Regions from separate parts of the Homo sapiens genome. Here region 2 is linked to region 1. Evidence: chromatin contacts called from ENCODE Hi-C or POLR2A ChIA-PET data. All regions are on one chromosome and are shown on one strand. Each heading gives the region's core, a stretch centred on a gene start or an enhancer-like site at or near the end of the contact. The rest is flanking DNA. Distances are from core to core; before and after follow the strand shown.

Region 1 (7,225 bases), core at 2,699-5,198:
GGCGGGGGTGGAGGGAAGATGCGGAGGTGGTGCACTGGAAGAAAGGCTCCAAACAGCTGCAGCCCAGTCCCTCTCGGGGCCCCACTTGGCAGCGTCTCCTGCAGGGCCTCTGAGCTGCTGGTTTTGGAAATGCAGCCAATGCTGAGGTCCCTCAGCAGCCCAGCAGCAGGCCAGGAGGGCTACGGAGCTGCCAGGGGCTTCCAGGACAGCTCTGGGAGGGCCAGGGAGCTGCTAGGGGCCTCCAGCAGCAGGCAGGGAGGGCTGCGGAGCCGCCGGGGGCCTCCAGGACAGCTGTGCCCTGTGGTTGGCCTTCTGTCTTTGGGCCTCTGTGCTGGGCATCTTGGAGAAACCAGCTGTGGCTGTGTGTGCTCAGGGCTGGTCAGGGGCCCCACGTCCCACCCCCTCTGGTGCCCCTAATTTTAGGAAAACCCATGAGAAACTACCATCTCTACTGAGCACAGAACGTGCTTTCTAGAAGATTCCAACCCAGGAGTCTCGTTAGGAGGTAGCGGGCCTGCAGCAGGAGGATTTTCTTTCGGTGTAATTTAAAAATTAACTTTTCCATCCCTCTGAGAATCTAGAGTAGCAAGTTCTTGAGGGAACGGGACAGGCAGCGGCCAATGCTCACAGGCCTCTGCTGCACGCTAGTGACGAAACGCAGCGGAACGCGTGCTCCCAGCCTGGGGCCAGGAGTCTGGAGTCAGGCATCGTGGGGCCGAGGCTCCAGGGGAGGATCCTGCCACCCGGTCTGGCCTCTGCTGGCACCCAGGTGCTGGCTGTGGCTGCAGCGCTGCAGTCTCTGCCTCCTTCCCTTGCGTCTCCTCCTTGTCTCTGTTTTCTCTTCTTATAAGGATGCCTGTGTTTGGATTTAGGGTCTACCCTCATCAGCTGGGCCTCATCTTAACCAACTCCACCTGCAAAGGCCCTGTTTCCAGATGAGGCCGCAGCCTGAGGTTCTGGGTGGACACCATTCTACCCAGTACCACGTATGTACATACTCACGGAACCCTCCAACGCTCCTAAGAGAGGGGCCCCTGATGGTCCCCAGTTTACAGGCGTGAAAGTTCCAGGAGGAGGCTGAGCTGCACAGGGTCACTGGGTGCTGGGCACTTGCCCCCGTCGCCAGCTGCTGCCCAGAAACCACCCCCACACTTTGTGACCTGCAGCAACACCAGGGATGATTTTTATCCTGAATCCACAGCTCGGGCAGGTTTGCTGCGGACGGCTTGTTTCTGCTACACTTGGCAGGAGCTGGGGCTGCCCACACGCTGGGGGCCGAGTTCGCCCAACGCTCAGGCACCTGGTGGGTCGTGGTGGCTGTCGGCTGAGCCCTGGCCAGGCTGTGACCAGACACCTGCAGGGGCTCCTCTGTGTGGTCTGGGCTCCCACACAGCCTGGCAGCTGGTTCCATGAGTAAGAGCCCAGAGCCCCCAGCCCAGAGCCCAGAGCCCGGAGCAGGCCAAGTGGGCCGGCTGCAGCCTTCTGCCCTGTGCTCCTCCCCAGCCCGCCATGAAGGCCGTGCATTCAGGCAGCGGGGAGCGGGGCTCCTCTCCACGGGGGGGTTGAGGGGGAAGGCAAAGGTCTGGAAGAACACGCAGGACTGAAAATATTGTTTCGGCCATGTGTGCATTTTTGGCACAATCTACCATATTAGTAGACGCCAGTTCCAAACCTGGAAACTTGAGCCTCTGGACCTAGGTCTCTGGATCCTCAGCACGGACCAAGCCGCATCTGGGGAGCGCCTGCCGGGGAGCCAAGCCCGCAGGAGGGGCAGGTGCTGGCGGGGGCCGTCACTGCAGTCCTCATATGGTTAGGCCGGGGAATGATATTTCCTCTCCACCTCTCTCGGTGGACCCTAAATCCAAGAGAGAAGACATCTTTCTCACGGCAGCCCCATCTCAGGCAGATCCTGTCGTTTGCAGCCTCTGACCTGTGGGAGGAGCCCAGGCCTGCCGGGAGGCGGGTGCACACTCACAGAACGTGCAGCGCAGGTGTGCACTCTAGAGCCCACCTCAGTGCTGAGGTCGACGTCACCCCCGGGCTCTTGGGCCGTGGCCAACGGCAGGTATGTTGCAAATCTGAACAGCATGGTGTTTCTAAATGTGGGACCTTTGCCCCCAAATCCAGACTTCCGGCTTTTCTTTTTTCTATTTTTTTTTTTTTTTGAGACGGAGTGTCGCTCTGTCGCCCAGGCTGGAGTGCAGTGGCGCGATCTCAGCTCACTGTAAGCTCCACCTCCCAGGTTCACGCCATTCTCCTGCCTCAACCTCCTGAGTAGCTGGGACTACAGGCGCCCGCCACTACGCCCGGCTAATTATTTGTATTTTTAGTAGAGACGGGGGTTTCACCGTGTTAGCCAGGATGGTCTCGATCTCCTGACCTCGTGATCCGCCCACCTCGGCCTCCCAAAGTGCTGGGATTACAGGCGTGAGCCGCTGCGCCCGGCCCCAGCTTTTCTTTAAAAGAACAGAAGGTGGAGCAAGGCTGAGTCCACACCCTGCGAGTCAGGAAGTAGCTGCAGCTGTCTGCGGGCCGCCGCCTCGCCCCGCGGGCTCCTGCCTGCTGTGCCACGCCCCTCACTGCTCCCCACCGCGTTGCAGCTGGCGCTCCACCTGCCGCTCACCAGACCAGGGCTGGCAGCCCCTTCCCAGACCTGCCTCTCTGTGATCTCATGTGACCATGGCAGCTGCAGCTGTCTGTGGGCTGCACACCCGGGCACGGTGGCAAGCTCCCGGGATGGGGGATGATGAGCAACCCTCAGATGGCCCCACAGTGTGCCAGGTATCGCCCTTACACACCTGTAAGGGCGTCACCTCATTTCATTCTCATGACAGCTCTCTGGGGGGGGGCATCATCACTATCACCTTACAGATAAGGAAGCTCAGGCACCAAGAGGTTAGATAACTTGCTCCAGGTCACATAGGGACGATGAGCGTTGCAGGTGTGTGCAGGTGTGCATAGGTGTGTTCCAGTGTGTGCAGGTATGCCCATGTGTGTGCAGGTGTGCTCCAGTGTGTGCAGGTGTGCTCAGGTGTGCGCAGAGGTTCCCAGGTGTGTGCAGGTGTGCCCAGGTGTGTGCCGATGTGCCTAGGTGTCTGCAGGTGTGCTCAGGTGTGTTGAGTGCCAGGCACGAGGAGCCGAGGCCCTTCCACATGTCTTACCCCAGGCTCCAGCGGCCCAGTTCCAGGGTGGGAGGTCTGCCAAGGCCTCATGGCCGCCTGCTCAGGATGGGGGAGGGCACCTTCCCCTTCTTGGCCATCTGCCCAGTCCTCTCGGGGTTGGGGGCTGTGCTGGAGGGGGCGGGCAAGGACGTGCCTACGCTGTCATCTGGTGGCTGCCTCCCAGGAACTAGGGAATTCCAGGTTCCTGTCCAGAGTCCACCCGCAGGCTCCTGACACCAGTGGCTCCCCCAGGCCCAGAGGACGCAGGCTGCTGAGGGGCTGCAGCCCATCAGGGTCCCTGCCTGAGCCCCGCTGTCAGGCAGGCATCCCACAGGAGCACCCTGGGCTCTGCTGCCTTCCCGCGGTTTCCTGTTGTGGGCAGGGCCACAGGGGCTGTTGGGGAAATTCAAGGCCTGGGACCTGGGAACTTCCAGCCTGGGGAGGGAGACGGGCGAGGGCCAGGAGCGGGTTTCAGGAAGTGACCAGTGCCCTGGGAGAGGGAGAGTGGCCGCAGGTGGCTGCTTCCCACAGGCCCCATGGAAAGGACATCTGAGCTGAGGCCTGAGGATGGGAGAACCCTCATGTGTGAAAATGGGGAAGTGGGCGGGAGGTGGGGAGGTGGGCAAGTCGGCAAGTCACAGGGCGTGGGGTAGGAGCTTGAGCGTCACCGTCGGGAAGAGGCCGTGTGGTCAGGGAGGGAGGAGGGTGGCTGCCGTTGGCAGCTGTCAGATGGGACTCGCAGGCAGGTTTCGGACAGGTTTCCTTTCCCAGGCCATCTGCGAGAACAGAGACGAGGGCTTGGATCAGTTTCTGTCTGAGTTGGCGCCTTCCCAGGCTGGCTGTTGGCTCTGCTCCCTTCTGGGACCTGTTGGGATGAGCAGATCAGGGAGTATTTTGAGCCGAAAGGTACGTGGGGAAACTGGGACTGACAGCGAATTCCCTGTCTGCGTTTGCCCACATGAGTTTTTCTTTGTGCTCTTGTGCTCTCAGGAATTCAGCCTCTGAATCCCTCCTGGGCCTGGGGTGGAGCAGGGTGAACACATACGGAAGCGTAAACACAGCGGGCCGACTTCAGCCTGCAGCTCAGCCCTGCGGTCTCCTGGGCAACGCGCTGCGTGGGGACATTGTCTCTCACCTGAAAAGCTGCTTACGGGCCCCCACCTCGTCGTGGGTTTAAAGCGGATTAATGGGAGGGTTGGTGGTTCTGGGGCTGGCAGGGCTTCCCAGCAGGGGCAGCCCCTTCATGTGGTGGCGAGCTTGGTAGTGACAACAGGCAGGCCGCTGTGCCCCGGGTGGGTGGCTGGAGCTGGGCGTGGGGTGTCTCCCCGTGAGGACTGTCTGCCCTGCCCGCTGCTCACAAGCCTTCTGCGTTTCCCACCACGCTCTCCTCACCTTCTACTGGGAGGAAGGTCCCAGGGCACGGGAGGGACCCTGTCTAGAGTGGAGCTGGGCTGCCCCATCTCAGGTCATGGGTCACGGCTGCCCCATCTCAGGTGACGGCAGCCCCCTTCAGGTGAAGGCCAAGGCGCGGCTCTTCTCCTCCCAGCCTGAAGCAGATCCTGTTGTCTGCAAGTACCCAGCATCCGATGGCTTCTCACGGCCTCCACCCCGGCCACCTGGTCCGAGACACTGCTGTCTCCGGCCTGGACTGGTGCAGTAGCCAGCAGCTGCTGCTCTCGCCCTCTATGGGGCAGCCTCACACGGCCCGTGGTGCCCCTGCTGGTGCTCAGTCCTTGTGCGCTCCCTCCCTTGAGCATGTGCGGGACCTGTGGTTTATCTCAAATGAATAGAAAATGGCAAAAGCAATGGGGTGTCACTTCCAAATCTGGTCGCGGAAAGACCCTGGTCTATCTTGCTCATCCCTCTCACCCTCTCCCACGGTCTGGTGAAACCAGTGGCTGTGCCGAGAGCTGCCATGGGGCAAGAGACTGAGGGCGGCTTCCAGCTAAACGCCAGTGAGGAGCTGAGGCCCTGAAGAACTGAATCCCGCCCAGAACTACATGCCTGAGCTCGGAGCCATTTCTTCCCCATGGGAGATGAGACCCCTGCCCAGCTGAGTCCGGATTGCAGCCTGTGAGACCCTGAGCCTGCGGATCCAGCCAAGCCATACCTGATCCTTGATCTAAGGAAAATGGGAGCTGATAAGTGTGTGCTGTTTTCAGCTGCCAAGTGTGGGACCCTTTGTGATGCTGGAGTCAGTAGATGCCGCAGGCTCACCCCGCCCTCTCCTCCCAGCCAGCATGATTATGTCAAGACCAGATCAGCTCACAGCACTTCCCTGCTCATGGCTCCTAGTGTCTCAACAGCCCCAGGCCCTGCCCCATTTGTCACCTCCCAGCCACCCACCCCAGGCCCTGCACTGTTCGTCACCCCCTGGCCACTGCCTGCTCCCCAGGCCTGCCCTGTTCATCACCCCCCCAACAGGCCTTGAACCATTCATCACCCCCCGGCCACCAGCCCCAGGCCCCGCCCCGTTCGTCACCCCCCCCCGCCACCCACCCCAGGCCCCGCCCCGTTCATCACCCCCCCACCGGCCACCCGCCCCAGGCCCTGCTCCGTTCGTCACCCCCCGGCCACCCGCCCCAGGCCCCGCCCCGTTCGTCACCCCCTGGCCACCGCCTGCTCTTTCCTTGCTTCCTGGCCTTGAGCCACATGGGGCAGTTTCCTGAACATTCCCACTGTGTTTGCACAGGAGGTTCCCTCTGCCTGAGATGCTGCTCCCTCACGCCTTCCAACATCAGCTTCTCAGTGAGCCCCTCCCTGATCTCTCTGCTTAGCCTCAGATTCCTCCCGTGTCCCTGCCGCTCCTGCTTATTTGTCTCTGCAGGATTCATCAGCATCGGGCCCTTCCAGCTGTCAACCTACCCCCGCTGCCACTGGGACGCACACTCCACAAAAGCAGGGTTCTCCTGTGTCTTCTCTCTCCCCTGCAGCACCCCCAGGGCCTAGAGCAGTGTCTGACACACGGTGGAGTCTCAGCAAACATTTGTTCAAGGAGTAAACCGCAGGAGTGGAGGGCAAATCCAAGCGTGAGCCTGAGCCTGCGTTGCTGCGGGAATGTGAGCAGGTGCCCCGGTCCACCCCGGCAGAGGCCTCCCCCGCCCAGCGCGTTTCGCCACATCTCCTCTGGCCAACTGAGTCCTCGCAGAAAGGTGTGTCAAACAGATCATTCCTCCACCTGCATCCCTGAGTGAGGACAAACAGCAGGTCCCCTGAGGACGTGTGAGAGCAGTTGCCTGAGTGAGAGATACGCCTTCGCCATTGAAGGCACTGAGTCTGGGGACTGTTTGTTAGAGCAGCAGAACCAAGCAATCCTGACAGCGCAGAAACCAGCTCCAAGAAATGAGGTGCTGCCGCAGCCACAGGGCACCTGGAGCACGTGTCCTGCTCACGTGGAGGACAGAGAGAAGGCGGGGCAGAGGCCGGAGCACACTCGGTGTGGAACACTCGGTCAGACTGGACTCGGCAACTTGGAAGTTGGACCATGAACCTGACGAAACCGCAGCTCTAGGGAAAGGCTGGAAAATCGCACGTCGGCAGACATGCCAGTGAGATCTTTTGAGGAGCCAGACCCAGACAGGAATTGTCCATCCTGCCAGCAGGCGTGAAAGTGAACAAGGAGATTTCAAAATATGACACTCCCAGAAAGCTGGAAGAGCCGGCTGACTGTAGACTCCAAGTGATCAAGAAAGTGCACTGACAAAAGTCTCAAGCAGGGCACGGCGTCACAGCCTTGTTCATCTCCCGTGCATCGAGGCGTCTCATGGTGAAGGTGCCATGTGGGCATGGTGATTTTCACTTGGACAAAACGGCGCAGGGGAAAGTGACCAGGTAGGGAGAGGAGGATGACGTCCCTGAAACTCAGCTGAGCCATCGGCATGGGCGGAAGGCTTTGTGGCCCTGGGAAGGTCGATGGCGGAGGAGCTGCAGGGGTGGCTGCTGCATGTGGAGCTGGCTGAAGCCAGAGATGAGAAAGCTCCTGGGGTCTCGAGAGAGTCGCGATGACAGGATGGCACCCACTCAGTCTACAAGAGAAACGTGTGCGTTAATGCAAACCACCACTA
Region 2 (7,225 bases), core at 2,468-4,967, 45 kb before region 1:
GGGCCAGGAGGTTCCTCCTGGAGGCTCCTGGGGAGAATGTTTCCTGGGAGGATAGAAACCAGGCCCCTGTGGGCATCGTGCGGGAAGGGTGAGCTGGTCTGAGAGTGGAGCTGACTCCAAGAGTGAAGGTGAGAGGGAGACAGAAGCAAGGCCCCCATGACGTCCTTTGAGCCCCTGGATCCAGCTAGACCTGAAGCCACCCACTCCAGGACGTCCTGGTTATGTGAGTCACTAATTTCTCCCTTGGCTTCAACCACTTTTGTTGCCTTTTCTGTCACAATTCAGAATGCCCTGACTTGTGTGGGGTTGTGCAGTCAGGAAAGAGGAAAAGGTGTATCCAGAAGGGGAATCCCCAGGGCCAGAGCTCAAGAATCAGCCCCCGGCTGAGCACCACATGTAGTGGATGGAGCCCAGGGCCCCCGAGGTGCACGGCCCAGGCAGATCCTCAGGCTGTGGGGCAGGAGAGTGCTGGGGGTGGCGGCCTCTCTCACCCCCACCTCGGCCTCTCTCACCCCTACCTCAGGGTCTGGCCAGCTGTGGTGCTTCACAGAAGGGATGGAAGTGATTGTGAACCTATCACGAGCCCAACTCCAGACACTGATCCCAGGAGGATGCGCCCAGGCTAGTCCACTGGCCCCAAAAGGACACACCCAGGCTAGCCCACTGATCCCAAGAGGACACACCCAGGCTAGCCCACTGATCCCAAGAGGACACACCCAGGCTAGCCCACTGATCCTGGGAGGAGCCCAGGCTAGCCCACTGAGGAGGCAGGGGAGAGAGATGCAGGTGGGGTGAGAGGACAGTTGGGGATGCATCTTGGTGATCATGATTGGGGAGGACCTCCTAGTGCCTCAGCTGTGGTGGGGGAGGGGTGGGGGATGGGAGGGCACTTTGAGGCTCCCAACCTGGGAGGAGCCACCACAATCAGCCCAAACGTCACTGCTCCACCAGGCTGTGTGACAGCTGCAGTGTGGTCAGGCTGCAAATTGGCCCTTGGTTCTGCAGGGACTTGGAGAACCTCTGCGGCGTGCAGGGGGTGGACGCTGACCCGGGGCACAGGCCCCACCCAAGCAAACCGCAGCAGCTGCAGCAGGGCTGGGGAGGGAAGCTCAGGGGTAGGAGCCGATCTGATCTGTGCGTTCCAGGGCTTCCCCTGGAGGAGGCACTCGGGGTGAGGGGGCCCTGCAGAGAGGCCCAGAGCTGGGGAGGCCAGTGGAGCCGGGAGCCACCTGGAGGGAGGAGGAAGGTGCGGCCGGGTCAGCGTTGGGAGGGGTGTAGCTCAGCCTAGGGGCCGGTGGTAGGAGGGGTGCAGCCCAGCCTGGGGGCTGGTGGGGAAGCTGCATCCCATGAGGGGCCGGAAGCACTGAGGGCAGCTCAGGGCTGGGTTGTTTCCAACAGGCCAGGTGTCATGGGGTGAATGTGTCTGAGGAAGGAGAGGGCAGGCTGGGGAGAACTGGACAGTGATGGAAGCTGGGGGGACTCCAGCCGTCCTGGCCTCTGGGGGCTCCTGCCAGGGCGCAGGGTGCGGGGACAGCCTGGTCTGCATAGCTGCGAGTCTGAGGACCTCTTCAGGAAGACTTGTGGGGTCAGAGGCTGCACGGTCCGTGAGGGGGGCGGCAGCCGTGAGGTTCGGGATCACAGGACAAGGGCCGTGGGGTGTCCGGCATGGGCATTGGAGACCGCGATGGAGTCAGGTTCTGCTGGACATGGACCAGAAGTCCCCAGTTCAGTTCTGAGCACGTGGGTGAGGGGACTCCTGGGGGGCCGCCAGGGGCTCCGAGGAGATGTGGGCTCGGGAGCTGTGATGGCTGGGCTGTGTCCCCCACAAATCCACATGCTGAAGTCCCACCCCCACGACCTCAGGATGTGACTGCATAAAGGGGTCTTTAATGAGGGTGTCAAGGTAAAGCGAGGTTGTTGGGGTGGACCCTGATCCAGTCCCATGGGTGACACAATACGAAGAGGCGATCAGGGAGGAAAAGGCCCCGGAGAGCGGCTTTGAGAGTGACGACCGCCCGTGATGACCGGCCTGTGATAACTGGCTGGTGATAACTGGCTCGTGATGACCGGCCCATGATGACTGGCCCGTGATAACTGGCTCGTGATGACCACCCGTGATGACCGCCCGTGATGACCGGCCCGTGATAACTGGCTGGTGATAACTGGCTCGTGATGACCACCCGTGATGACCGCCCGTGATGACCGGCCGTGATAACTGGCTGGTGATAACTGGCTCGTGATGACCAGCCCGTGAAGGACAAGGAAGAGGTAAGGATGCAGACAGGCACAGGGGGCCACCAGGTGAACGCACAGAGGAGACACCGACTGCCGGCCAAGGAGGGAGGCACAGGATGAACCTGCCCTGCCGGCCCCAGGGTGGAGACTTCCAGCCTCCGGGGTGGGCGACGGGTGCCCCAGCCTCCGGGGTGGGCGACGGGTGCGTGTGGTTTGAGCCGCTGGCCTGTGTCGTTTGTTGTGGTGGCCTGAAGAGACCTGCACGGTAGCTGAGTGTGGTGGACACGCCAAAGCCGCAGGCAGGAGACCTGCAGTGAGGCTGGCAGGACCATGTGGCGGCAATGGCCACCCCAAGCCTCAGGGGCTTCCTGCAGGGATGGCTGCTCAGATGCCGGGGCCTGCAGTGCTGATGAGGGTGTGCCTGGGCCACATCGCCATGGAGGACGGGAGGGGCCTGTTCGTTTCTAGAGGGACACGCCGGCCACCCGGATGCAGATACCACGTCCTCACGGATGCGCACACGTTGCTTAGACACCATCACGTGAGCCTTTTGAGCTTTGAAGGTTGAGAACATATTCCTAAGAACACACATCAGCGCCATTTAGAGCTTCTAAGGGGTTACCGCGGAGGAAGGGGCGGGGTCACCGCGGAGGAGGGGGGCGGGGTCACCGCGGAGGGAGGGGGCGGGGTCACCGCGGAGGGAGGGGGAGGGGCACCGCGGAGGGAGGGGGAGGGTTCACCGCGGGGGGGGGAGGGTTCACCGCGGAGGGAGGGGGAGGGTTCACCGGGGAGAGAGGGGGCGGGGGGGTCACCGCGGAGGAAGGGGGCGGGGTCACCGCGGAGGAAGGGGTGGGGTCACCGCGGAGGAGGGGGCGGGGTCACCGCGGAGGAAGGGGCGGGGTCACCGCGGAGGGGGGGCGGGGTCACCGCGGAGGAAGGGGTGGGGTCACCGCGGAGGAGGGGGCGGGGTCACCGCGGAGGAAGGGGTGGGGTCACCGCGGAGGGGGGGCGGGTCACCGCGGAGGAAGGGGCGGGGTCACCGCGGAGGAGGGGGGCGGGGTCACCGCGGAGGAAGGGGCGGGGTCACCGCGGAGGGAGGGGGAGGGGCACCGCGGGGGGTGCGGGGTCACCGCGGAGGAAGGGGCGGGGTCACCGCGGAGGAGGGGGCGGGGTCACCGCGGAGGAAGGGGTGGGGTCACCGCGGAGGAGGGGGCGGGGGTCACCGCGGAGGAGGGGGCGGGGTCACCGCGGAGGAAGGGGTGGGGTCACCGCGGAGGAGGGGGCGGGGGTCACCGCGGAGGAGGGGGCGGGGTCACCGCGGAGGAAGGGGCGGGGTCACCGCGGAGGAAGGGGCGGGGTCACCGCGGAGGAGGGGGCGGGGTCACCGCGGAGGAGGGGGCGGGGTCACCGCGGAGGGAGGGGAAGGGCACCGCGGAGGGAGGGGAAGGGCAGTCTTGTTTTGAAAATTCCAGTGCAAAGACAGTGTTGTTTCCGGAGGCGCCTAAGTGATCCCGCAGCGACTCTGAGGAGGACCCTGAGGGTCGGGCATTCTTGCCCTGACCGGCCTCTGCTGGACGCCCACCGGGGAATCAGGGAGATACACGGGGCCCCGGCTTCCAGGAGCGCAGCCAGGCCACAGCCCTGAGGACGGGCAAACCCACCCAGGCGCGGTGAGAGGGAGGCCGCCCAGGCCTGGGGCCTGGCGGCAGGGGATGAAGTGGACCAGAGCCCCGCAAATCCTAACGTGGGTGAGCAGTGAGCCTGTGTGGCTGCGAGTGGCTCCGTTTTGGGGCTGTTTGTTCCTGCAGCAAATGATGCCAGCCCTGACGGAACCAGTGCACGTCCACCACGAGCTGCCCACGTCCTCTCCAGGAAGGGACCCGGGTCCACGAGCTGCCCACGTCCTCTCCAGGAAGGGACCCGGGTCCACGAGCTGCCCACGTCCTCTCCAGGAGGGGACACCGGGTTCACGAGCTGCCCACGCCCTCTCCAGGAGGGGACACCGGGTTCACGAGCTGCCCACGTCCTCTCCAGGAGGGGACACCGGGTTCATGAGCTGCCCACGCCCTTTCCAGGAAGGGACCCCGGGTTCACGAGCTGCCCACGTCCTCTCCAGGAGGGGACACCGGGTTCACGAGCTGCCCACGTCCTCTCCAGGAAGGGACCCAGGTCCACGAACTGCCCACGCCCTCTCCAGGAGGGGACCCGGGTCCACGAGCTGCCCACGTCGTCTCCAGGAAGGGACCCGGGTCCACGAGCTGCCCACGTCCTCTCCAGGAAGGGACCCGGGTCCACGAGCTGCCCACGTCCTCTCCAGGAAGGGACCCCGGGTTCACGAGCTGCCCACGTCCTCTCCAGGAAGGGACCCCGGGTTCACGAGCTGCCCACGTCCTCTCCAGGAGGGGACCCCGGGTTCACGAGCTGCCCACGTCCTCTCCAGGAAGGGACCCCGGGTTCACGAGCTGCCCACGTCGTCTCCAGGAAGGGACCCGGGTCCACGAGCTGCCCACGTCCTCTCCAGGAAGGGACCCGGGTCCACGAGCTGCCCACGTCCTCTCCAGGAAGGGACCCCGGGTTCACGAGCTGCCCACGTCCTCTCCAGGAAGGGACCCCGGGTCCACGAGCTGCCCACGTCCTCTCCAGGAAGGGACCCGGGTCCACGAACTGCCCACGTCCTCTCCAGGAAGGGACCCCGGGTTCACGAGCTGCCCACGTCCTCTCCAGGAGGGGACACCGGGTTCACGAGCTGCCCACGCCCTCTCCAGGAAGGGACCCCGGGTTCATGAGCTGCCCACGTCCTCTCCAGGAAGGGACCCGGGTCCACGAACTGCCCACGCCCTCTCCAGGAGGGGACCCGGGTCCACGAGCTGCCCACGTCGTCTCCAGGAAGGGACCCGGGTCCACGAGCTGCCCACGTCCTCTCCAGGAAGGGACCCGGGTCCACGAACTGCCCACGCGCTCTCCAGGAGGGGACACCGGGTTCACGAGCTGCCCACGCCCTCTCCAGGAAGGGACCCCGGGTTCACGAGCTGCCCACGTCCTCTCCAGGAGGGGACACCGGGTTCACGAGCTGCCCACGTCCTCTCCAGGAGGGGACACCGGGTTCACGAGCTGCCCACGCCCTCTCCAGGAGGGGACACCGGGTTCACGAGCTGCCCACGTCCTCTCCAGGAAGGGACCCGGGTCCACGAGCTGCCCACGTCCTCTCCAGGAGGGGACACCGGGTTCACGAGCTGCCCACGCACTTTCCAGGAAGGGACCCCGGGTTCAGGTCTCCTGCCGGCCCACATCGTGCCTTTGTGTAAATCAGAAGAAAGATGAGGAACAGGCCCTCCTCTCTCTCCAGGCAGGCTTTGGTGGAGGGGCTGGATCTCCTGCCGCACCTTCCCTGGCAGGGCACCCTGTGCTTGAGCCCCAGAACTGCAGGCGGCCGGCAGAGAAGGGGTCCATGATGGCGCCTCGGTGCGCAGCCTTGGACCTGCCCCCATGGACCTGGGTGAGGACTTCCCAGCCCTTCCCCGGCTCCAGCTGCTCTCCCTAAGGGCCGCCTCACCCCTTCCTCGGGCAGGGGGCAGTGGACGAGGGTTCCGTCCCTCCAGGGGATGCTCCCAAACCCCTGCCAGGACTTGGCAGATCCGGCCTCTCATCTTGGCAGCTAGATGGTGGGACGGGATCATCGTGGTGGCTTTAATTTGCATTTCTCTGATGACTGATGATTTCGAGCATCTCTTCATATGTTTGCTGGCTTTGGGGATAGAGATATTTCTTCCTAAAGCAAAACTTGATTATGTCATTTCTGCTTCAAGATGCCAGTGATGCCTGAGGTCTGCAGGGCAGTGCAGACGCTCACCGCCTGGCCGCTCAGGAGCCTGTGCTTGACCCCCAAATCCGCCCCCCAACTCCCTGTTACCGGCTCACTCCTTCCATGAGGGGCCTTCCCCAGGGACAGCCGATGCTCTCCTGATGGCTCCTGCCCTTGCAGAGTGCTGCCCCCGCCTGCCCACCTGGCCTGGACCCTCGCCTGAGCCCCCTCAGGGCTCTGCGCCACCTCAACCCAGGCGTTTGTTCCGCAGGAACCTCCCGGCTCTTCCCACTCGGGAAAGGAAGGCTCTGGGCATGGAGGTCGGCCAGGCCCCATCCCCGTACCCTGGCCCTTCTTCCTGCTTCCTGTTTGTCACTGCCCCGGGGCCTTTGCACCTGCATTCCCTCTCTCTGTGAGTGTCCTGGGGCCCGTTACCCACGTCACCGTCCCAGGATACCTTTTCTTTTCTTTCTCTCTCTCCAGCTTTATTGAGGTATAGTTGACAATTCAGGACGGTGTGCACTCAAGGTATGCAGCATCACAACCTGACACACGTAGGCATTGTGAAATGAGTCCCACAATTGGGCTAATTAACACACCCATCACCTTACATGGTTACTTCTTTCTGTGGTGAGAACACTAAATTTTAAATAGAGGACACACAGCCTGGGCAACATAGTGAGACCCTGTCTCTACAAATATAAAAAAATTATCTGGACGTGGTGGTGCACACCTGTGGTCCCAGCTACTTGGGAAGCTGAGGCTGGAGAATCACTTGAGCCTGGGAGGCGGAGGTTGCGGTGCACTCCAGCCTGGGCGACAGAGGGAGGCCCTATCTCAAAATAAATAAATAAAGGACACATTCTTATCAGCTGTAGTCACCACGTTCATTACATCTTAGAACCCGCTAATCTCATAACTGCACCTTTGTTCCCTGTGACCCTCAACTCCCGGTCCCCTCCAGCCCTGACAGCCACTGTTCACTCTGCTTCTGTGAGTTCCGCTTTTTCACACGTCACTCGAGTGAGGCCATGTGCTGTTTGTCTTTCTGTGCCTGGCTTATCTCACTTACCACAAATGCCCTTCAGGTTCATCGTGTCCTCACAAATGGCGGGCTTGCCCTGCCCTGCCCTGCCCTGCCCTCCCTTCCCTTCCCTTCTCTCTCTCTCCTTTCTCTCTCTCTGTCTC

Evidence for each region. Hi-C counts contacts between places; a loop is a spot of excess contacts on that map. ChIA-PET counts read pairs that join two places held with the same protein, here RNA polymerase II (POLR2A). Pooled maps may share reads with other maps.
Region 2: a map of HepG2 shows a loop between it and region 1 (2.6-fold over the local background). The contact joins the promoter of MUC8 here to the enhancer-like site in region 1. A Hi-C loop is called at or near these places in 12 of 168 maps with a recorded cell type or tissue (B cell, CD4-positive, alpha-beta T cell, CD4-positive, alpha-beta memory T cell and 6 more), 23 of 37 single-sample maps with no recorded cell type and 15 of 50 pooled maps. POLR2A ChIA-PET finds 5 or more read pairs at or near these places in 13 of 52 experiments (B cell, CD4-positive, alpha-beta T cell, CD4-positive, alpha-beta memory T cell and 10 more).

What each region holds. Positions count from the first base shown.
Region 1 is chr12:132,425,819-132,433,043 of GRCh38, reverse strand. It overlaps LOC105370092, which reads left to right. Exons shown (of 4, transcript XM_047429966.1): 4 at 1-7,225. Among named protein-coding and RNA genes, the nearest start is that of MUC8, 45 kb to the left of the region's middle. RefSeq lists a silencer at 2,436-2,605 and an enhancer at 3,835-4,369. Within about 2 kb of position 3,948, at least 8 of the 41 ENCODE cell types and tissues checked have a DNase peak (open chromatin) inside an H3K27ac peak, as active enhancers do; they include B cell and body of pancreas, where a contact is called at or near this core.
Region 2 is chr12:132,471,079-132,478,303 of GRCh38, reverse strand. MUC8 (mucin 8) reads left to right here and starts at 3,717. Exons shown (of 8, transcript XM_047429967.1): 1 at 3,717-4,364; 2 at 4,801-4,893; 3 at 4,895-5,056; 4 at 5,058-5,096; 5 at 5,098-5,136; 6 at 5,138-5,176; 7 at 5,178-5,420; 8 at 5,422-6,908. The coding sequence starts at 3,948. The coding sequence ends at 5,556.